Linked DNA regions of Mus musculus: all the other regions are linked to region 1. Evidence: chromatin loops called from intact Hi-C (ENCODE). Cell type or tissue: heart. All regions are shown on one strand.

The links. A loop is a pair of places that touch in the nucleus more often than their neighbours do. Peaks named below come from ENCODE experiments on the same cell type or tissue, not always from the same donor. Only the 100,000 strongest peaks of a DNase experiment are listed, where the experiment ranks them.
Region 2: it touches region 1 in a loop (2.0-fold over the local background); 3 of 42 quality-filtered maps call a loop at or near these places.
Region 3: a loop joins it to region 1, with 2.5 times the contacts of the local background. A loop is called at or near these places in 2 of 42 quality-filtered maps.

The regions. Positions count from the first base shown.
Region 1 is chr17:83,107,193-83,115,192 of GRCm38, reverse strand. The region is part of intron 1 of Gm46606 (a long non-coding RNA gene); the gene reads left to right. Among named protein-coding and RNA genes, the nearest start is that of Gm46606, 4.6 kb to the left of the region's middle. In heart, no CTCF peak of the experiment used is centred here; DNase peaks (open chromatin) are centred at 4,412 and 4,972; H3K27ac peaks cover 5,459 bases.
Region 2 is chr17:83,218,357-83,226,356 of GRCm38, reverse strand. It overlaps Pkdcc (protein kinase domain containing, cytoplasmic), which reads right to left. Exons shown (of 7, transcript NM_134117.2): 2 at 6,201-6,323; 3 at 5,120-5,391; 4 at 4,488-4,567; 5 at 4,127-4,231; 6 at 2,401-2,574; 7 at 1,288-2,165. The coding sequence ends at 2,080. Among named protein-coding and RNA genes, the nearest start is that of Pkdcc, 7.1 kb to the right of the region's middle. In heart, no CTCF peak of the experiment used is centred here; DNase peaks (open chromatin) are centred at 4,156, 4,966, 5,236, 6,246 and 2 weaker places; H3K4me3 peaks cover 2,533 bases; H3K27ac peaks cover 5,666 bases; H3K27me3 peaks cover 426 bases.
Region 3 is chr17:83,249,206-83,257,205 of GRCm38, reverse strand. No RefSeq gene overlaps it. Among named protein-coding and RNA genes, the nearest start is that of Gm24240, 17 kb to the left of the region's middle. In heart, a CTCF peak has its summit at 3,985 (motif pointing right); no DNase peak of the experiment used is centred here; H3K27me3 peaks cover 873 bases.

The sequences.
Region 1 (8,000 bases):
GAAATGACAGTCAAAGGGGAAGACAGATGGATGACCTGTTTGGTGGTCGGATGGGAGAAGAGGGGTGTGACTGGACGAACAGACCGGTGTGCTGATGACAGAACCTGGATTTCCTGTTTAGCCTTTAGTCCTCAGGCATGAGCACCCCAAATTCATAAGAACCCCAGGAACTCTGTGGAAGAGGGGGAGGGGAGAGGGGAAGAGAGAAGAGGAGGAACAGAGAGAGGGTGAGGGAGATGGAAGGAAGAAAGGATGAGGGAGATAGGGAGGGGGAGGGGGGAAGGGGGTAGGAGAAGGGGAAGGGAGAGGGAAGAGGGAGGGAGGGAGAGAGGGAGGGAGAGAGAGAGAGAGAGAGAGAGAGAGAGAGAGAGAGAGAGAGAGACCATGCTTCTTGCCTGAGAAGACACTAAGGGTCAGTTTGGACTCTATGTCTCCTCTCTCTGATGGCCCCTCACTGGGTGGCCCCAGAGATAAAGGTTCACCCATGAGGGGGGGGGCAGAAAGAAAGCTGCTATTTGAAAGGAAAGGGAAATAAAAACTGGCTAAAAGTTTTATTTATTTAAAATAAAGGTTCAGTTATGCTTGACTGTAAACACGCAGGCCCATCCCTCCCTCCCTGTCTCTTCTGTGGCAGAGGGCTAAGACCACACAGCAAGCTGAGGGCAGGAGGCTGAGAGAGGCCAGGATAGGCCTGGAGAGGGAATAGCATTAGGATGCTCCAGGTGTGGGAAGGAGCCTGGAACACCATGGCCTGCCAAGCACAGCTGGGCTAGGTTGGGCTGGTGCGGTGCTAGGCCTGTGATCCTTGGTCCTCAGCCCTTCAGTACACAAAATTAGCTAGAGACCTTGGGGCATCTGACCACACAGTTCAGAGCATCCAACACGGTGATTACTTAGATAAATGCAGAGATAACTGCATCTGTATGGACCATCTCTTAACTCTTGTCTCTGTTTAACTCTTTGTCTGCAGTTAGCACAGCAGGGTCCAGTGGAGGTGGGCAACCCTCCAGCTTTGAGTCACCCGTCTATCTGAAGCAGAAATCCTTATTTATTGTTTTTTTTTGTTTTTTGTTTTTTGTTTTTTTTTTTTTTGGTTCTAGCTTTCTTCCCATGGCTAAACAATGGGAGTAGCCCGTAAGATCCTTTGTGAGCTATCTGGAGAAGGGAACAGTAGAATGGAGAAGAATCGGGACTAGGAGACTGTCGGGGTACCTTGCTTCTGGAGTCCTTCCTGAAGAGCTGATTAGTATTGTTCCTGCTGCATTGGTGGTCCTGGGAAGGTCTTGTGGTGTGCTGAGTCAGGAGGGGATGGCAGGAAATAGTTTTTGATAAGAGGCTTTACCTCTTGCAAGCTTCCTTTGTTTCCAGAGCCAGCTGCAGGACAGGGACAAGGCAGCTGAGCGAGGGCTTGGAGAAGGTCACAGCAATACCCAGCCTTGGGGACTCACAGGAAGGGCTGTAAGTTTAGGGACCCCTGGGATCCCAGCCAGGCTGCTTTCTTTTGGGCCTTGGAATTTCATTATGACTTCAAAAGGTTAATCCCTTAAACAAACAAGGAAACAAACAAACAGAAAGACCCAGCAAACCAAAGGACAAAAATACCTGTGGGCTTTGCTAATCCAGATTGCTGAGTAGGGTGCCACAGGTTAGAACTACAGCCTGGTCCCAGAGACTCTGGATGCAACCCAGGTCATAAATGATGAGCAGTAAAAATGGAAAAGAGTAGTTGGAAACTCTGAGAAGATATTCACCCCCAGAAGATCAATGACTGGTGATGAGCTAAGTCCCTAGGAAGGTGTCACACAGCCATTCACAAAGCTTGGTCCACTTTGGGCTTCTCTGTAGCTTAAGGCCCAGGGTTGACGTTGCCTCAAAAGAGGGCTGGAAGTGGAACCCCCTTCCCTTATTATTGTATCACCGCCCCTTTGGAAAGATTAGCAGCTTCTATCAATCCTGGGGGACTGCCCTGTAATGCCTGTGTAATGCTAATTTGTGGTTGGCAAGAGATTGATTGGCAAGGAAAAGAACAAAGGCATGACCAGGCCTGTGTTCTCTCTCTCTCTCTCTCTCTCTCTCTCTCTCTCTCTCTCTCTCTCCCTCTTTCTCTCCCTCTTTCTCCAACTCTTGGGGCTAGAATTAATGAACAAGGAAGCAGTGTTCTCTGGTCACATGACTTGCCTCTGCCGTGAACCAGGTTCCCTAGAGCCTCCTGGGTGTTGGCTGTTCCGGTTTGGTCTCCGTTGGTATTAGTAGCTTGTCGTCGTGGAAGACTGGTCATTCTGGAATTCTGGCAGCATAAGGATCAGTGGTAACTCACTGTCCTCACAGCCTCTTTGTGACCATGTGTGGTCTTGTTTTGTGGTCAATGGCCAGCGATGTCCACCTGCTCTCGAGAGAATGAATCCACGTTGTTCTTGCATTCGTTTTCTCCAGCTGCTTGTGGACAGGTCTTTCTGGCTGACCATCTGGTAGCCATTCACCTTTATGGTGGCTTGAGAAAGGAATTAATTCCACTTGTTTCTTTAGCAATATCTGCCTCCTTTGATAGCATGTTACCTTTATCACCTCTTAAAACTCTTAATGCACCGGTCCTTCTGGTACCGTGGGGACTCGTTGGATCCCTAAGTGTGTAACTATGCCTCCTCCTCCAGCTCTGCTTCCCATGCCATTCTTTTCCCACTAAGTTTTAAACATCTTACATAGTCATGGAGCTCCAGGAACCACAACTTTCTGCCTCCTGTGCAGAATGAAAGATTCAACCTGCCTGGACCAAGAGGAAAGGAATCAGAAAGCAACAGCCTGAAAATCAAACTTCACCCCTACCCCCATCTCCTAAAGACATCCCGAGGTCTTTTGTTGAGTTCTTGTGGGTGATTTGAAGAAGATAGGAAATGGAAGACAGTGGACGTTCCTGGCAACATTAGGTGCTTGAGAGCTTTTCTACCCTGATCTGGCCTTACGTTTGTTTCTAAAGGACTCAGTGGCTTTCTCTTCCAAGACCTAGAAGTAGAGAAATTAATCAGGCCATAGTGGTGCTTGTCTTTATTCTCAGCACTCTGGAGGCAAAGGCAGGTGGATCTCTGTGAGTTTAAGACCAGCCTGGTCTACAAAACTAAGTCTAGGACAGCCAGGGCCACGCTAAGAAACCCTGTCTCAAACCAAACCAAACCAAACCAAACCAAACCAAACCAAACCAAACCAAACCAAACCAAACCAACAAACAAATTAGTGGAGAAATTATGATTTGGTTTTAGACTTAATATTTGGGGCATCAAATAGCTCTGCTAGAGAGTTTTAGCATTGCTCATCATGCTTGAGTGTGTTCTGTATAAGCATCTTACAGGGCAGAGTTTATGGACTCACTTTGACTTTGCCGACCACAAGGATGTGCCTTTCCGTTAGACAGTGGTCAAATTTACATCACTGTTCACATTCAAGACTGATTACCTCGTCAGAAGGAAGCCAAGGCCATCATCTTTCCAATCTCTCTCTCTCTCTCTCTCTCTCTCTCTCTCTCTCTCTCTCACACACACACACACACACACACACACACACACACACACACACACACACACCACATCACATACCATACACCTTTTAAATTGTTTACCTGCTGTTAGTAGATATAGTGGCGATGACTATTGTTTTTTAATAATCTGTAAATAGTGGCTCATTCTTTAAAGATTTTTTTATTTGTATGAATACACATCAGCTTTCTTCAGATACACCAGAAGAGGGTGTCAGATCCCATTACAGATGGCTGTGAGCCACCATATGATTGCTGGGAATTGAACCCAGGACCTCTGGAAGAACAGTCAGTGCTCTTAACTGCTGAGTCATCTCTCCAGCCCAGTGATGACCATTTTTAAGGTTAGCTGTTCTGCCATGTGGTCAGGAGCATGCACTGTGTGACGGAGGCCTTGGTTTGGATCCTAGTACCTTTCTTTGCTGTGTCCTAAGCTGGCCTCTTGATTTCCTACAGTAAAATAGGCATGCAATGTTTTTATTCTTTTAAGACTGCTACGAGTGTCACAGTAAACTTGGCATAGTCCTCCATGCCTATTATTAGGTGTATTATCTCTGCACTAAATGTCTTAGATAGCCAAGTCTCATTTATATTTTATTTTTTTATTTTTTGAGTTTACCATCTTCTATCAAGGTTTTGTTTGTTTTGAGATAGGATCTTCTATATAGCCACAATCCTCCTGCCTCAGCCTTCTAAGAGCTGATAGTACAGGCATGTGCTTCCCTGCCTGGTTCAACTATATATCTTACTTAGAGGGCTAGCCATTCCTTCCCCAACTCCCTAATACACATCCACTTAGCTCTTAGATACACTGCCCTCAGAACTCCTCTTCCTGCCAGCCTCATGCCATGCTTGTCTCTAGAGCCAGCTTCCACGTCCTGTCAGTTTATCTCTGGGTAATGTCCTCTTGGGGCTGAGGGACAGTCCGACTGGGAGGTCTTGCTTCTTATCATGGATGACCTCATGCCGAACCTTTCAGAAGCAGCGGGAGAAATGTAAAACATTCAGACAAGTCGCTGTTTGTCATCTTCCTCGCCCACCCCTAAAAAGTTAATGGAATTTCGCTCGCTCTCTAAAACATGAAACTCAGTCAAAACCCTTTTTGTCTATAGACTGAGAAGCGACGTTTAATTTGGCTCTGGGGTTAGGCTGAAGAAACCACTCAGGAGGCCAGATGGGGTGATTGTGGGTAGGTTCTCCGTGTGGGACAAGGTTTCACACAGGAGACTGGAGGAGTCAGTGTGGTCTGAGATCCGTGGTGATCCGAGGCAGTGTTTACAGCTGCCGCAGGCCAGGATCTCCTTGCCCCAGGCTCCTGTGGATACTCTGGCAAAGCTGGACCCAAAGGACAGCCAGTCTCTCTTGTTTGGAGACTGGCCGGGATGGTTTCCACAGTAACAGGACAAACAGCCCCTCTCTCATCCCTAGTTTTCTCTAAGAGGCCTTCTGGCTTGGATAGCAAGTCCTGGGATGAGTGGATAGCCATTACAGAAAGGCTGAGTCATTTAGATATCTGTTCACAGGAGCCAGGCTCCAAGAACCACAGTCACACATGTCATGTAAATAGTGAAGCTGGAGGCTAGATGTGAGGGTGTTAGGGCTGTCGGCTGTGCTAGGGAAGAAGGAAGGAATTGCTGACTCAGTCACAGAGTCTGATGAGTGTTGTGAATTACCAGTTTGGCATGGAACCCGAAATGGCTTTCTACCAAATTGCTGGTGGAAGAAAAAAACGTGCTGGCAACATCAGAGTGGATCAGACAGAGTGACAGTGTCTGTGAGCTGCTAGTAGGAGGCTGCAGAGCTTCCAGAGTGTCAACACGTCTTCCCGGGGGCCGGCAGTTGGTAGAGTTTACTAGCTGTTCCCTGAAAGGGGAAGGATGGCTACTCCTCTGTCCCAGTTACTACTGCCCACACATGTGGGTACAGCATATAGAAGTGAAAAGTCTGTAAGGACATGGCTATTGGGTAGGTAGGAGAATTGGGGCAAAGATATGTTGTTTATCCAGTTAGTCCTGACGACCAGAATTGACAAGATGGGGGAATGATATGTATGGTTGCATAGAGGCTCAAGTAGAAGGAAGGGGTGCTGGCAACCCTGCGAGCTGGTTAGTTAGCAAAGGAGATGGAATTTCTCTTTGACCGTTGACCATGGTCTTCCTGTTACCTGGGTTACTTCCTTCCTCCTTCATGGACATGAAGGGAGAAGGATGAGCCAATATCTGTTGTTAGCCGTTATCTCTCCCAGAAGATCCTGCTGGTTGCTCTGTGATTTGAGCAGGTGACTTTCTGATTTCTGTGATCTGGGCCTGGAGGTTTGTAGACCTCTGGGAGCCATGAGAAGAACTTGCTTCTAACAGCTGCAGACAACCTTCTCTCTCTCTCTCTCTCTCTCTCTCTCTCTCTCTCTCTCTCTCTCTCTCTCTGTGTGTGTGTGTGTGTGTGTGTTTGTGTGTGTGTGTGTGTGTGTGTGTGTGGCACAATCCCCTTTATCCTGGCTTTGTTTTCCTTGACTACCTCTTTAGCAGTGTAGTTCATAGCCTTAACAGGTGTCAGACTAAGGTGTCAGACTTAGCCAAGGAAGTGGCTGCCCAAGGTCCTTTGTCATTTCTGATCCATGAGGTGGGAACCTTGCTATCAGGGATGTCTTGGTCCTAATTGCAGTCCAGGGTACTAGGAATGGGAGCTAGAGAACCACATTTCATTCTGCTAAAAATCCTGAAATCAGTCAGGAAGTCTTCTACATCCAAAGGGGAATCCAGAGGAGAAATGGAGTAGGTGGGTGATCGATCCAGAGAGAGACAGAGGTGAGCCAGAGCTTCATTGAAGTCTTGGAAAATCGACCCAGGCATTTGCAAATCACAGGAAATCAGAAGAGCAGAAACAGCTGGATCCTTTTCATCACCTTAGCCTGCTGTTATCTTAAGTAAATACACTACACGTTGAGAGTGTCTAGAGATGGTGGTGGAAAGGAACTGCTAGGGGCCTGGGGGCCCTGGAGTTTAGACCAAATCTGACTGGTGGTGGAACTCTGCACAAGTTTATTTGGCTCTATCAAGTTTTTTTTTCCTGTGTGTGTGAGTGTGTGAGTGTGTGAGTGTGTGAGTGTGTGAGTGTGTGAGTGTGTGAGTGTGTGAGTGTGTGTGTGTGTGTGTGCGCGTGCACGTGCATCTTGGGAGAGTGTGGCAGTCAAGGACTGGGTGGTCTGTAACCTGTGACTCACAGGTTACAGCATGATCATGTCTCACACACAGACTGAAGATGGTTGATTGCTCTCAGGAGTGGTACACACTCCCTCCCCAGCCTCCTCAGAGGGTTATCACGCTGACTTGACTAACACAACTCCCATCTGGACACAGTCCAAACGCCAGATGTGCGCCCCCCATTAGTGTCGGTCTGGGGAATGTTTCCTTGATGGAGAGGTCAGTGTTGGCTGCAAGTGCCCGGAGTGGGTGACTGTCCCCCACCCTGTGTCAGCTGCACGAGCAGAACCCCGTTATCTCATTGGCCAAGGGGTAGGAAGAAAGGGTTGTGGATTGAGGAGGACCTCGCTTTATTTGCCTGCCTTCTCTCCCTCCCCTCCCGTCCTCCCCCTCCCCTTCCTCCTCCTCTTCCTCCTCCTCCCCGTCTTCTTCTTCTTCTTCTCCTTCTCCTTCTCCTTCTCCTTCTCCTTCTCCTTCTCCTTCTCCTTCTCCTTCTCCTTCTCCTTCTCCTTCTCCTTCTCCTTCTCCTTCTCCTTCTCCTTCTCCTTCTCCTTCTCCTTCTTCTTCTTCTTCTTCTTCTTCTTCTTCTTCTTCTTCTTCTTCTTCTTCTTCTCCCTCTCTCTCTCTCTCTCTCTCTCTCTCTCTCTCTCTCTCTCTCTCTCTCTCTCTCTCTCTCTCCCTCTCTGCTTTTGCTTTTCACATAAGATCAGGATGTGATTTTTTTTTCCACTAGGAAGCGAGTCTGGGATAATTGAGGATGGGAGACCTGTTCCTGTTGGTACATAGCGGAAAGTCCTTAGTTCTCCTTCAGACCTGCCACGTGCTCATGCCTCTTGTGATTTTTCTTCCAGGTGGGCCTCACCTCCACTATGGAAAGAAAATGATTGCTAATACTTCAATGGGGTTGGGCTACCCTGTTTTTAGCCTATTTTCAGGTCATTTTAAGTATCGTTTCTACACTTTAGACAGGCTTTCATGTTTAATTTCGCGCATGTAGAGCCGTGCAAGACTTTTCTCTAGGTAGCAAGGAAAATTAAATACAATTGAGTTTGATGTGTACCTTATTGATTCCAGACCCTTTCAGTAGACTGTGACACTTCAGCGACCTGTAAATTCTGCACATTAGAGTTCATATTTTATACAAACTCCATATACACCCAAGATGTGGATTCACAAGCAAGATCCACCTTCCAACAAAAGATACAGGCTCCGTCAGAGGATAGACGGTGCTAATAAAGATGCACTGCAAATGGCATTTATGGTCACCCCTTAGG
Region 2 (8,000 bases), 110 kb before region 1:
ACTGGCTGCGGACAGAATTTCATTCATTCCAAACTCTTCAGGTAGTATGACCCTATAATTTACTGACATATACATTCAGGGAGGTTATTTTAGCCAGCTTAGACACTAGCACTTCCGAGGACTGCTGGCCATCCTGGTCTGGTCCTGATAGACCCTTCAGCTACACCGTCTCCTCACCTTGTTTCTGTCTTCCTTGACTTTGAAACAGCCTTGAACGCCCCCATCCCACCAGGCTTCCCTTCTCTGACATCGGCCGAGGCTGCAGTAGGTGAACGTATTTCTCTCTGCCCACTGCTCCAGGAAAATCATGGCTGCTCCAGTGGGGTGGGACAGAGCGGGTGTCACGCTCTGGTTCTGGAGTCTGTGGGAAGGAGAAAACTATGCAGCCAGGACCCGAGAGACAGGAAGATGTGCACGTGCCATCTGGAGGGGAGAATAATGCTTCCGGATAGTGACACCCCTTTCCTGGGCACGTCTTAGCCTTGCCACTCCAGGTTGCAAATGTGTTTTCTCTCAAGTTTGCAGGACTAAGTGTGGCTGTTTGTCCTCAGGGAGGGGGTGGGGTGTAAGGTAAGCTGTACAGGTTTGAGGGGAAAACTGTCCCTGTCCCTTTAGCTACTGGGTGACTCTTTCTGAGAAGGTTCTATGCCTTGGCTTGTTGCAGTCTCAGCATAGGGACGAGTTCTCCAACCCGATCTCTCTTCCCCTTTCTCCCCCAAACCCGTCTCATCATTTTCCCTCTGGTTCATATGCTCCCTGCTAGATGGTTCTTGCTAAATTCAGAAAACTGAAGCTCGCTCTTCCAAAGAGCCTTCTTTCTCTTCACTCTCTATGTATTTCTCGCTGAAGAAAGGACCTAAAAAAAAAAAAGAAAGAAAAGAAACCTGCCCATGAACTTGTGCCGGACATCGGTGGTCACACAGGTGTAGGTGCACCAGGCCAAGCCTGGAGGTCGCTTGGCTAACTCCTTCTATCTTAATTATTTCTCCATCAGGTAATTGAGATGGCCAACACCCTACTATGGAGATAGCACTCTTGGGCTAAGGCTTTGTGCACAGGAAGTCAAAAATGTGTTCAAGTTAGAACCTCCTTGAGGGGATGGGACCCACCCTCACATCTGCTCAGGGTAGGCATCAAGGGCCACCGAGTTTTCAGGGTTTGCCACTGAGATTTCGCTCCCCGTAGGTTGCCAAACTCCATCAGACAGACACACACCACCAGCCAAACGCACTACAGGCATAACTGGGGCTGAGAGACAGTCTTCTCACGAGCTCATGACGGAGGGGAGCATTTGTCACAAAACATCATTTTATTAATTGATTAATTTTTTTTTTTACAAAAATAAACAATTTAATGAACGAGAAGTATAAAAGCTTCTGGGTACGCAAACTCCAGGAGGGGGAGGAGCCTGGCCTCCAGGAGGGGGAGGAGCCTGGCCTCCAGGAGTGGGAGGAGCCTGGCTGCGGCTGCTCCCTGGCTTTCACTGAAAGCAAATGAGGCAGAGAGGCCCCGACCCTACCCCCACCCCAGTCCTGGCTCAAATGCAATCTGCTCCTCCACTCTAGTCTTGGCTCATATGGATGCGAGCACTGCTGCCCACGGCCTCGGGGCTGGCCTAGGAGCAACCTCTAGGGAGAGGCCCGAGAGCCTTCTTCCCAGTGCTGGTTCACTCACATCTCCGCATCCCGCGCTCTCCATTTGGAGCGGAGCTGAGCTGAGAGAGCACTCTGAGACTGGTTGTCCCCAGGCAGCTCCTGCCCACGGTGGCTTATGCAGCAGCAGTGTTCTGGCTACATTCTCAAAGCATGAATGCAGTAATGGGCTGCCCACGGGACTGTCCCAGTTAAGACCAGCCTGAGCCCTGCTCACAGCCTACAGCTCCAGAGAGGCAATCGGGTTCCAACCAGTCTGGGACTGAAGCTGGCAAACTCACATTTTAACATTTTTGCATATTGCACGTTTTGTCCTGGTCACATCAGTTGCTCTGGGAGCTAGCTTTTGTCTGCAGGGGTTCCCAGGTGGGATGCAAGTCACGCCTGCAGCAGGCAAGCCCAGCTGGTCAGCTGAGCCCACAACCAGTCAACCAGGGGCCTTCACATATGTGGTCTTGCCGGCATCAGGGACCACTTGGTTCCATCCAGTCTTAAAAAAGACCAGCTTCCGACCTAGGGGCAGAGATAAGAGTTTACAGATCTGGGTAATTTTCTTCTTGGAGGTAAGACTACTTTCTATAAAGTGACTGACTTGAAGGATATATATATATATATATATATATATATATATATATATATATATATCATCACCATCTCTGCCTGCCCTCTGGCTTTTCTGAGGGGAGCCCTTCACATCTTTTGGAGACGTATAGCCATTCTTTTGAGATACCCCCTCCCTCTGGCTCACCTGTCCAGGTGGTCTGGTTGGTGACCACAAAGGCACGACACTGAGCATGGCTCTCACAGACATCTATAGCCTCAGCCAGGTTGAACACGGACAGGAGGCAGCCGCCGTGGTGATAGGATGGCCAGCAGCGATAGTCCTCCTGTGTGATGGCACTGTCCGGGATGCGCTGGTACTCTAAGAGTTAAAGGGAAGAGAGTGAGAACTGTGTGCCCGGGGCGGGCGAGGGCTGAGGATGGCTCTGTGAGCAGGGATCGCAAGACTCATTTGCTAGACGAAAGCTGAAGTCCAGGCCAGTGCACCCAGCCTGGAAATGAAGGCAGCGAGAGCTCTTCAAGCTCACATTACAGCTAGGTAGACTTGGGTTTGAGGGCACACACATCTCTTAGATTTAAGGCCACGTAGCTAGTATCAACAGCATAGAACGAATGGCATATGTGGGCCAGGCACGTACTCAGAGATAACCAGCTGTCTGTGTCGGAGCTCAGGGAGTTTTAGACATGCAGGACAAGGCTTCTCACACATCGTGGTACATGTGCACTTTCATGCAGTATTACCGAAATGTAGGTACTGATTTGGGAAGGCCTGGGGTGGGGCCTGAGGATTCCTGACTCGATTCTAGTCCTGTCCACGCGGGGCAAGGGTTCAGAGCCCCTCAGACATACTTGGTCCTGACTTTGCGGAGAGGCCAGCTAAGCTTCTAAGATAGACCTGGGACTCCAGCAAAGGAGTTTGCGGTTAAGAAGCAGGTAGATGGACACAAAATGCCACAATTCGGGGTTCAAGGACTTGAGAAGGGTTGGGAGTTCCCTGTGGTTCAGAGCCTCAGATGCTCAGTGAGTGCAGAGGCTCTTCAAGAGGCTGAGAGGTGGGCCTCTGGTTCACTGGTCTTTCCCACCACCCTAGGAGCCCCAGTTGCTGCCTGATAATGCAGAAGCCCTGGGCCTCTGGCCACCCCACCCTCCTGCCTCCTTCTCCTGCCAGGGACCAAAGTCCAGGCAGGGTTGCCTGTGATTTATGGCCCCATAAACGGAGTCCTCAGGGACAGAGCCAGCCATTGTTCACCTCGTTAAACTTTATTTACAGGGCTAACGAGGGCTCCCCCACCCCTAAGGCTGGTCAGGCCTCCTTGAAAATGGAGGCTGCTCCCCCCATACCCCCCAACCATTGCTAAACCCTTAGGCTTCTGTAGAGGGACCACTGCCTGTAACAGTAGCTATAGTTCCCCCCCCCTCCCTGGGGGAAACAGCTTCTTGGCTGGTTTCAGAGTAGGCTGCCCCCTCCTCCGGCTGCCCTCCATGCCCCAGGAGTGCAGAGGAAGGGAAGAGAAGCTAATGTGTGTTGTGATCCAGCTGTGTAACAGGCACTGTGCTAATTGCTTTTACACACCTTGTAGGCTAGTTAATCCCCATAAGAAAGTTTGCTAGGTGAATTATTTTGAACCCAATTCACAGTTGAGAAAAAAAGAGGCCCCAGGGGTAAGTCATACAGCCAGCTCCTTGGAGGGGTTTGAAGCCATTCTTACAGAGGGTGTCAGTGCTCACCCAACTGCTCAAGGCAAATGCTTGCTGTTTCAGGTTAGTCAGAGGCAGGGCTTCAAAGCGAGAGTGGCCTTTGGAGACCAAGTCTCTGAAGAAAGTAAGTAATAGCCCAGTGGGTGGAGGTCACTCACTCATAATCCTGCTCCTGCCTGCCCAGTCCCTGGGTTCCTGCCCTGTCCATCACTCACCAGCCCTGCTGCTTGTAGAGTTCTGCAGGTACTGCCCACTTCGGAACAAGTGTAGCGCTGTCTCCAGCTGGGCCAGGGTCTCATCCACCCCCCAGGCGAGCTCTCCTGCAAAGTGTGGTATGGTTACTACCACATGCCCGGTTACCACCACATGCCTGGCTCCCACTCCCATTCCTCCCATGGGAAGCCACCCTCTTTCCTTCCCGAAGCCAGGACTTGGTGGCTAAGGAGGGTCCTTACCACAGAACACTATCTTAGAATATAATGGGTCCTAGACCTTGCATGTCCCAGGGTCATGCTTGTCCCTATTTCTGATAGGGCAGGGGCAGGTAATCCGATGTGTACGGGTCCTGAGGCTTACCCGTGGCATTGACGATGCTATCCAGGAGAGGTCGGAGGGAAGGCGGGGCACTGTGTGGCAGGAGGTATGTGAAGAAGAACCTGTGGCAGAGAGGAGGTAGGGGCTCAGGGGCCCAGCCTTTGGAACTACATCCCTTCCATTAGCAATGGACTTCAACGTGGTCTGGGAAAGAAACCTCACACAGGGACCAGGCAGGCCTACACTACTTAGCTGTGAGGCATGGGCTTGGGCTCAGTTGTGACTACAGCTGATTGCAGACCAAACTGGGCCCAGAGGTCCATTTCTCTCCCCGTCCTCATCTTCCAGGCCACACTGTCCTCTGTTTGACCCGGTGGTGGAACAGCTCCATAGTTGGGGCTTCTCAGCTTCGAGGAGCTTTGTAAAGGTTAAGAGCTAGGGTGGAGAAGGCACATGCCAGTCCTGGCAGTCTCAGGCCCTGAATGCGACACTATTTTAGGAAGCCTCCAGCTGCCCCTCCAACCTAGCTCTCCTCAGCACTATCTATTCTTAGCTCCACAGCCACATTCGATCCTGCCTGGGCCCCTCAGTTCCCTAGGTCAAGGTTATTCTCCCTGGTTGGCTCTTACTCCACCAGTCCCCTTAGCTGGAGTCCCACCACGTATGGTCATTACCTGTAGGCATTGTAGAGGTTCCGTTTCTCATTCATGCCCTCGCACCAGCCCTGGGCCGAGCAGGGCAGGCTGAAGTTCCTGGCTGGAAACTCTAGCGTGCAGTCGGCACTGCTGGTGCACGGTGTCTCTTCCACGCGGGCATCATCCAGGTCTGTCACTTTCAGCTCCCCGTTCACTAGCACAAACTGCCGAGGGCGGAAGTCAAGCAGGGTGACCGAGCCCAGCGGGGAGTGGGCCAGGTGGTGGAGGAGGCGGCCAAGGCTGAGGCAGATCTGAGGGTGGGTCACACATAGGCTGGGTCAGGCCTGCTGGACTCACAGGCTCTGGCTTTAGCTTGGAGGTTGGCCTTTCTCTTTTTCTGGTCCCATTGGAAAAGTCATTGGTCTCTAACTGACCCTTGGCTGGACTAACCATTAGGAGTGAGATAGCAACAGGAGTGTTGAATGTGGCCTCAGTGTGTGGAACTAGGGCAGTGGCTCTCAACCTCCCTAATGCTGCGACCCTTTAATACAATTCATGTTGTGGTGACCCCACCACCACCACCACCATCAGGAAATTATTTTTGTTGCTACTTCGTAACTATAATTTTGCTATTGTTATTAATCATAACGTAAATCTGATATGCAGGATATCTGATATGCAATCCCTGAGCAAAGGGTCTTTTGATCCCCAAAGGGGTTTTGACCCTCAGGTTGAAAGGAAGCATCCAAATGTGTAAAAGGTGTGTGTGTGAGTGCATGTCGGGGCACACACGTGTATGTGTGTCCACACACCTATGCACACACTTGCCCTCATGGACCCATATGTGTGTACACTCACTCACATGAATGTGCACGTGTGCTATGGAGAGCAGGGAGAACAGCAGGAACACAAAAGGCCTGGCTCCTCTGTCCTGTTCTTTTTTTTTTTTTTTTTTAACCCTTTGGCCCATGGCCGAGCTAGTGTGTGCCCCTCCCTCCTTCCTTCCCTCCCTCCCTCCCTCCCTCCCTGGCTGAGGAGTTTAGGCTGCTCTGAGAGGCTGCCTTCTAAGGGAGAACCATCCCCACAAAAATCCCAGGCCTGAACCCTCCTCCCTGCTTACTCGGAATCGATCCTCCCAGGAAGTCTGCAACAGCTGGATCATCTCCACAGGGGCACCCAGCTCTGTGATGGTGGTCAGCGTGTCTGGGATGCCCTCACTGTCCTGGTAGCAATAGCCATAGAGCTGGGGGAGAGCCAGGGCAGGTCATTAGGTCACAGGGTAGGGAGACCAGGGAAAAGCCTGGGAAGTTTGGCCTCTGTTTCTTAGTTTCTACTGGCATGGTGACACCAGTCCTTCACCTCTTGTTAAAATCAGGGAAATGGGCAAACTTAGCCACCATGTCCCAACCAGGCACAATGCTAAAGGTATTATGCGCTTAATTCAGTTCTTATCTCTAAACTTCATTTTACTGTATTGTTGTGGTGTGGTATGATTGAGCGTGTGCGCTGAGGTCAGAGGGTGGCTCTCAGGAGTCAGTTTTCTCCTTCCACTGTGTGTTCTAGGGAGGGAGTGCAGGCCATCGGGCTTGGTGCCACGCACGTTTAACTACTGAGTTATCTTGCTAGTCTTTCTGATTCTTGAAATCTCCTTGGTGGCGTGTAGCTAGGGCCTCTATGCCTGATTTGGTGTGGGGAAGTTGATTCAAGCGAGGTTAAATAGGTCATACAGCTAATAAACACAGAGCTAGGATTCAAATGGGATTTCACAACCTGGTTTTCCTGCTAGTACGCGGCTCAGCAAATGACCATCTGATTCTCCCCCCTCCCCCAATCTGTGTGGATGTCTCTACCATCTCAGCTCTCTAAAGCCAGAGAGGCCCGTCTGGTGTTCCTCAAATATGTGTGTAGGTGACATACAGGGAGAGCCAGAAAGAGGCGGCTCTCAGGGAAGGTCTGTGTGAGAGGATGATAAGTTGCTATGCACTCTCTCTCTCTCCTCACCCTGGGGAGGGTCCCTGGTACCACCCGACTAGGCAGGAAAAGCCTTTAACATTAACACCCACTTCAGCATTCTCCTAGGGTGGCCTGCTTCTCAACATTTCTCCCAACACACTGCATAGCTCTGGCTTACAATGGATGCCAAACAGCCAGCATCCTATGGAGCAGGAGCACAAAGGCTGAGTTGTCCAAGCCCTACAAGGGAAAGTGAAGATCTCTGTGGCAGAGGGTTGAGATGGGGGACAGGGAGCCCACGGCCTAAATGTGCTGTACACAGCAGCTCCTCTTGCCCGCATCCTCCCCAGCTGCCCTGCTTGCCCCGAACACCCACGCTCCTCCCAGGAGCCCTGATCCTGTCCCACCAGAGAAGATAGACTCAGTCTTAGTCTACCAGATTACCTGGGCTGTGCCTTGAGGGACAAGGGGGCCGCCCTGGGGACCCTCTTTCTCTCTCCCTCCATATCCCCAGTCAGCCCAGGAAGGCCCCAGACTCAGGATGGACTTTGGGGACGGTAAAGAGCAGCCCTGAGGCCTGGTTCTCATTTTCTTGCTCCAGTGTGAGCCTTTGTGGGAAACTTCTGAAGGTTATTAAACACCCAGAGGTCGTTAAATGCACTATTAACGAGGTATTAATCAACACCCCTCAGGAAAAAAAAAGACACCATTAACCCCACCACCACCACCACCACCACCAGGAAGCATGAAGCTGAGGAGTTGTATCTTTTGTTCTTTTGGGGAAGAGAAATTCAGTCTAGCATGGTCAGAATCTGCAGCCCAGGCTGGCCTGGTGAGGTCCGAGGATGATGGGGTGGGGAGAGGGAAGACTCTTGTGCCCTTTGACCCCGAGTGGCAGAGGCATCTATCCTGGGAGGAAGAAAGTATGTGGAGAATAAAGAGGGTCCAAAAGACAGGAAGATCCCCA
Region 3 (8,000 bases), 140 kb before region 1:
GGCGGGTACTCCGCATAGGGCGGACCTTGAAGCCGACTGCCCTGAGGCCAATCAGCAAACTGGCCTTCGCCAGCCGCTTTTGGCTTCCTTAACTGATTAGCTAGCACTTTACCTGGCTGGTACCCTTTTTTCTCATAATGAGCTGCTTCTTCCTCCCAGTCTGTTTCTTCAGAGGAGAATTCTTCATCTGCTTCAGAGCTACTAAGAGCTGGCTCCCCGAGCCCATCCAGCGATGAGCACAGGCTCCTTTTCCTAGAGACCTCCGCTAATTGATCTTTCTTCTTTTCCCTTTTTCCTCTTTTTCTTCTAATCTCTCTCCAGGTATTCCTACCTAACCTTAACTTTTCCTCGGGTTCAAGACCCTTGGAAAGGCCTGTATACTTATTTTGTGTACCATATTTCCTCTTTGCTCCTACTCTCTCTCCCCACTTTACTTCTGATAGATTGCCCTGAATTTCATCCAGAATCCGCCCTGCCTTAACCACTTGATAACATGTGAAAAGGAACAAAAGGGCTTCTAACACTAGAAAAAATTCAAGGCCAAACATATTCCACTTTACTTCTGATAGACTGTCTTGAATTTCCTTAGAAAGTTCAAGATCAGACTTACCTCGTAAAGCTGTACTCACTGGTACTCTCGTTCCCCAGCTGAAAAGTTCTGAATTCATACAGTTGAATCCTTCTTAACAGTCTGCTTTACGGGAACCTTTATTACCGCGACCCGCAGTTCTGGTTCTGGAATGAGGGATCTTCCTTGCGCCAGTCCCGAGTTTTTTCTCGTCCCGGGTTTCGGCACCAATTGTTATTAGACGCGTTCTCACGCCCGGCCAGGAAGAACACCACAGACCAGAATCTTCTGCGGCAAAACTTTATTGCTTACATCTTCAGGAGCAAGAGTGCAAGAAGCAAGAGAGAGCGAAAACGAAACCCCGTCCCTATTAAGGAGAATTCTCCTTCGCCTAGGACGTGTCACTCCCTGATTGGCTGCAGCCCATCGGCCGAGTTGACGTCACGGGGAAGGCAGAGCACATGGAGTAGAGAACCACCCTCGGCATATGCGCAGATTATTTGTTTACCACTTAGAACACAGCTGTCAGCGCCATCTTGTAACGGCGAATGTGGGCGCGGCTCCCAACAGGTGAAGCGGTGCCATCATGGGCTTTTGAACCCAAAGCCCATGCCCAGTTACACATTTCTTCCACCAAGTGCAGACCTCCTAACAGTTCATTAAGTGGGGACGAAGAAGGCAAAGCTTTGGGCCTGAGAATAGAGGCCATGCTCATCCAAACCACTATACAAAGATATTTGTGTTGGGGTTTAGGGTTAAGCACACAAACCACTCAGCCACCAGTCTCAGAATTGATGGTTTATTGAACGCACCTTCCAAGATTGATTAATCAGGGACACAGCCAGGAGTTAGGATGGAAGCCACCACCCTGGCAATTCTCATGGTCAGTTTGTGGAAAAACCCACTAACAGGTGTATTTGCAACATTTAGGCTGTCTAGACAAAGCAGCGCGGTCTGATCTTTAAGCTGATTGGTTGGGTTTAGAGGCAGAGAGGCTAGGGAACGTCTACAGTTCAGGAGACCCCACAGGCCCACGACAAAGTACAACAGCATGACTTTGGTCAGGGGAAGGGACACTTGGTCAGGTTAAGGTCGTGAGGGACAAGATGAAGGCTGAGGCAATGTGGCAGAACAAGGCATTTGACATCTAACATTTAGCCCTGTCACTATGGTTTATTACAGTGTCCATCCCAACAGCCAAGTGTGCGAAGGTGCCAGTCTACAGGCGAGCGAGTGAAGGAAGTGTGGAGTGGACACACAGTGGAGGTTTTAATTTCTCACAGCAGAATCTCATTGCTATATATAAGAACAAAACAAGCCGGGAGTGGTGGCGCATGCCTTTAATCCCAGCACTTGGGAGGCAGAGGCAGGCAGATTTCTGAATTCGAGGCCAGCCTGGTCTACAAAGTGAGTTCCAGGACAGCTAGAGCTATACAGAGAAACCCTGTCTAAAAAAAAAAAAACAAAAACAAAAACAAAAAAACAAAAAACACAAACACAAACACAAACAAACAAACAAACAAACAAAAACCTATGTCATTTACGGGGTGAAATGGATGCAGCCAGAGATCACTGCGTTAAACGAGATTCGTAAAGCTCACGAAGGCAATGTATCTTCTTTCAAGTGTAGGTTTTACATAAGTCTATACCAAATTCTATATAAATGGAAATAGAAGTAAAAGTGTCTGCAGGTCATGGAAGGAGCAGAGAGGAAGGGAGGGCCTTGGTGTAATGACGGTTAACAGTCTCTTTGTAAGAAAACATCTTTTCTTTTTCTAGCACAGGGGATTGAACCCAGTACCTTGTGCATTCTACACAGCTGTGCTACCACTTAGTCACACCCTCTGAAAAAAATTTTTTTAATAGGATCCATTACTGAGTGTAATGTATACATGCTAATAAAAAAAGAAACCGTACTAATCATATAAAACGTCCCTGCTCAGAAAACTCAAGTCTTGCGTGATGAAATTTGTCCGACACTTATTTCTTTACTATGTATACACCCCACTCCTTACCCAGTCATAATGGTGGGGCCTTTGTGTGTGCCACACCCTCTCTCCGGTCCCCCCTCCCTTCATTTTCCTCTGAGTCAAGATGTAACCTGTGTGAAGCTCCGTCCCCATGGTTGTATCTTCCAGAGTCCTGTATCCTTCAGACACAACTCCTCTGGGGTTGGGATGCATAGGGTTGTTGGCTGTTGGCATCTGCCTTCCCGGCGAAGAGGGGAGGGCCCAGAAGTGCTTCCTCTGTGTGTTTGCTAGCACTAGACCCTATCCAGTAAGAATTTCCCTCTCTTGGGTCTACTGACTCCTTTCTTGTGATGACCAGATGTTGCAGTTTCTCAGGGGTCCACATCAGGTTCCCCTCTCATTTCAAATTTCCTCAGTGACCGCGCTCATGCCCAGATTCTTCTTCTGGGATGATGAGAGCATCCAGGGCTCTTGATGGTGTACCACGAGCATGCGTTCTACTGTGACCGTGGCTCTTTCTCCGAGGCCCCTGACACATCTCCCCTAGTCCCTCAGGGTGTCCCAGCTCAGCAGAGCCTATAGTTAGCACAAAATTGCTTCCCTAAACCCAAGTTAGGGACAGAGCTGCACACACAGGAGAAGCTGCCCACCATCTCTCTGATTACACCGGGCTGTTTCTTCAGCCACACCCTTCTCTCCACCCAGCACTGGGTACCTTCAACAGTCTCTTAAATATAATTCAACTGCCTTGACTTCCCACACTTCATTTACCACCTCTGTCTCCGCTCCCACTCTTAGGTCTGGTCCAGTGTATTCTCCAAATACCAGGCACTAGTATTTATAGACGCACATCAGATCCCCAAAGGAGGGCTTCTTATTACTCTCAGGATGAGCCACATTTCCCTACAGCCCCACCACCTCCTACCTCTCCTTTCCAAGGCTCAGGGATTGTGGAGGAAGGAAGACCCACTCCAAGGTCTGCTGCATAGTTGCTCTGAAATTGGAGCTAGCTGGGGCCTGAAAAAGGTTTATTTCCGGGGTGGTGGTGGTTGTTTGCTTTTATTTTTTGAGACAAAGTTTCTCTGAGTAGTTCTGGCTGACTCCAACTCAGCGAGATCCACCTGCCACTGTCTCCCAAATGGAGGGTTGAGTTCAAGAGGAGTTGAAGAGCCGAGCCCAGGCTATGGCTGTCAGGGAGTATGGCTATGATTTACAGGAAGCAGAGGATTGGATGAAGAGAACCACGAAGGGGCGGAGCAGCCTAGCTCGGGACTTGGCCACCTCCATCTTCCAGTCACTATTTGCTCCATGTTGGAAGAGGCGGGGAAAGCTGGGGTCCATCCTTGTGTTTCCGCTTCGTGCTGAAGGATGGCTATGCTTTTGCTGACTCCTTAGGCAGCTGAGACTATCAATGGAGCAGTTAGTTCTCCATTTTGGCCACTAGATGGCAACACCTCCCTTTAGACAATTAAAATTGCCATCCGCGATAACAAAACCTACATTTGAGGTCACAGTGATGTCCTTTCAGTCTCTGGATCTTCAGGGAGATTTGGAGTGAGACACTTTTCTGCTTTGCTAGATGGGCCACCTTGATTGGTCGAGCTAAACTGGTTTTAGAGCCTATTTTCTTTCTCCTTTTCTTTCTTTCGGTTTTTAGAGACGGGGTTTCTCTGTGTAGCTCTGGCTGTCTTGGAATTCATTCTGTAGACAAGAGTGGCTTCAAACTCACAGAGATCCACCTGCCTCTGCCACCCAAGTGCTGGGATTAAAGATGCATGCCACCACTACTTGGCTATCGATCCTATTTTCACCCATGGGTTCAATCAACAGTTAGCAAGAACTTAGTGAGTGCCACAGTTCCTACAATCTGAAAAGAGAGCCAGACACCATGCAAATGGCCACAAAAAATAAAAATGGACTCTTATCAGCCGAGATGGCTACAGGGTGCTACAAGACCATATTAGCTGGAAGGATGTGGCTTGTCTGAGTTTCCAGGAAAGGCTGCTCTGTCAATAAATCATACACATATTCTGATAACTCCCTTGCTTCACATACTCCATTATACCCACCAACACATGTCTGATTATAATCCCATTGTACACCCAATGAGTCCCCCAACATTCCATTATACTCCCTGTCCCGCTTCCCTGTCCCTCCCCCCACCCCACCCCCTACATAAAATCCCAGCCTAGACTTCTGCAGACCTTAATGACGATGCTATCCCACTACGCATCCCTTCCTCCTGTAACACTAGCAAATCTTTTAAGAGGCCTTTGCTCCTTTCTCCATGTTCTTCATGATCCGGCCAGTGCACGGACACATGTATCAGAAAACCTCATCAAACCAGGAGCTCTGTCTAATCTTACTCTGTGACATTCCACAGGACACCATGCTGTACCTTACAGGTATTAGATTTGCAAAAGCATTTGGCACACCTAATGCCCCACCACATCTCACATCCCATCACAACCCTGTCGTGCTTTCCATCACAGGAGCAGGGTCACAGCTCCCACCTAGAAAGGCACAGACCTCTGTTTCCTTCTTTGCTTTAGGGAGAAGAGGAAGGGAAAGAAGAGGCAGAAGAGGAGGAGGAGGAGGAGGAGGAGGAGGAGGAGGAGGAGGAGCAGCAGCAGCAGCAGCAGCAGCAGCAGCAGCAGCAGCAGCAGCAGCAGCAGGAACAGGAGGCAAGGAGCCTCTAGGTGCTCTCTTGCCTGCATCCAGCCTTATCAGCCCCAACAGCTCCGATGAAGGCAGGTAGCACCTGAGCACAGGCTCCAGGTCTGAGGTTTGATTTGTTCCATATCTGTCCTGAAATCAGTGTCCACTCACTGCCGCCTCCTCGGAATGCACCAGGTCCTTGTTACGGCTCTGCTAACAGATCCCTTAGCCAGCAGCTTTCTTTTCTATATCTGGAAGGGGCAAAGCCCTTGGAAAAGAACATCGAAGGCTGGAAGAAACAGACCTGAAGGAATCATCTAGTTGAATGTCCCATGATGCCCCTGTCCCTCTCTTTTCCTGACTCCCTCCTGTTTATCTAGTTTTTCCTGTTGTGACTGTCAATGAACAGCAAGCTTTTCCCAGCACGCAAGAGTTGAAAGGAAGTACAGGCCCACTCTCATCCCTTCACACACAAGGGGAAACTGAGGCACAGAGGTTGAGGACTATCTGCGTATGTGCTCCGGTTGGTTGGGATAGAGCAGGCGGTCCTGACACGCCTCATGAAGCATTCCTCCAGTGGCTGCCCCTCGCGCGCCTCCTTGTTCACGTTAGTCAAGAAATGCTACTTGCATTCAGAAGGCACGTCCAATGCGAACCACTCCGGAGATTATATTTCAAAGATTGATAGACATGGCTTTCGCATTATCTGCTGTTTCGGATTAGCTATGCTGTGGCTTCATTCTTTGGGGCTGATATTGGGGGTGGGGAAGCCAATTTTGAGTCCCTCTTCGAAGCCTTGAGCTTTAGCCTGTGAGACTGGGCCTAGGCGGGACAGGGGGATTCATTCTATATTTTCAGTCTGTCAGGAGATTTCATTGTTTAAACAAACATTTCAATGAAGCTATCCAGCTGGGCAGTGATTTATGGCTCTGGCTATAGTTTTTCCCCAACAAAGATAAACAATCCTGCAACTCTTGGGACTGGGACTCCTGGTTCTAATAACTTGGAGCTGGCTGGACCACGCCAGCCATCGCCTGGTCTGGGGTTTGGTTAAGATCTGTTCACACTGGTCCTGCGGCTGAGCCACAAACCTTGGGGGACCATGTTGTGCTTGGAAGCTGGAACTACCTCTAGGGCAGGAGAGAATGGCAGAAAGGAGAGAAATAGCTCAGGGGTGGGGGTTTCCGGCCCACTCCTCTCTTCCTGTAGGGCATTAATGATCTGTGTTCTGCTGAGTAGATATTTGGTATTTCAGTAAAAGAGCTTCTATTATTGTTGTTGTTATTGCAGTATTTATTTATTTTGTATATGTAGGCACGGAAGTCAGAGGACAGCTTGTGGTAGTCAGTTCTCTGCGTCCACCACGTGGGTCCTGGGAATCAAACTCCGGTCATTAGGCATGGAAGCAAGTGTCTTCTCACCAGCACTGAGTCTCATGCCACCCTAAGTTTCTTATCTTGTCTCTATTGGTAGTGGCACATGGTTTCCTTCCGTGGCGTTATACCAGGTTACACACTGTGTCTGTGTTTGTAGAATCCTCAGCTCTGGTCTATAAGCTCAGATCTGACCAATCAAAGTAACACATTCTTGCGGTCATTGCTGTTGGTCAAGGAGATAGAGGATCATCTTATCCTATGAAGAAGGGAAAAAAGCAGCCAGGGCTGCTGGGAGAAGCAGTTCCCTGAGATGTTATGGTATGACGTCAAACACTTAGGGTGGAGATCTGAGGGATGGAGAGCATCTACCCCCCTCCCCCGTCTCTTCTTTTGAGCGGAAGTAGGCTTTGACTTGCAGCTACCCAAAGGGAGCCCATATTTACTATTGGGCACAGCAAGAGACCAGCTAGGAGTTCCAGACCAGCGTCTGGCTTGCACAGCTTAGCCCCCAGTCTGACTACTTGTGTGTGTGTCTCACCTCAGCAGAAGGTGTGGAGCTGAGGCAGAGGCACACGCAGCTCACATTCACCCTTCTCCACAGAGTTCTTGGTGATGTTGAAGGAGACACACACCAATGATCTAAGGAAATTCAGATGCATGTCCCGAGAGAAGAAGCAAAAACAAAAATGCTTGAAAGAACACCGTGATTTGGTGGAGACATCACAGAGAAGGGTGTTTGGTGGGTGAATCTTGAAAAATTAGGGTACTTTTGATGGGCAGAAGAGATGGGCAGAAGGTTTGGCCAGAGGATGAAAGGGTGTGGTGAAATGGGGAGGCAGGTGGGGCGACTTAGGGGATGTTGAGAAGTGGAGTTGGGTAGAGGTTAGAGCACAGAGAGCCAGCAACCAATGAGATAAGTTGGTGTTATCATCAGATACCTGCAGTGGGAAGCTCGCTCAGTTCAATGGGCGATGAGGAGCTACTGAACCCCGTTGACCTGGGAGGCGTCCTTCTAGGAGTTCCTTCCCATGGCAGCAGGGAGAGAGTAAATATGGAAAGAGCCCACTGAAGTAGCGCAAGGGGCGTCTTGTGTTGTTCACAGGGCAGGGAGCAGCGGGTTCTGTCTGTTCACCTCTGGGTGTGTGAGCTTCTGACACAGAACTCAAGTCCAAAAGCCACAGAAGGGAAAGCTGATATGTTCATATAAATAAAGATTCGAGAGTTCTACATGCTCCAAATTCCCTAAACAAAGTCAAAACACGAGGCCATGCCGGCAAAATGCTTGTTACACCAATGCTACACGGCTACTTCCTAAATGTATAGAAAGCTTACCTTGCAGAAAGACCAATGCATGCAGCCACATATATATGTATATATTCAAGGGCTTGTATGAATGTATATATAATGCATATACATATGTATTATATA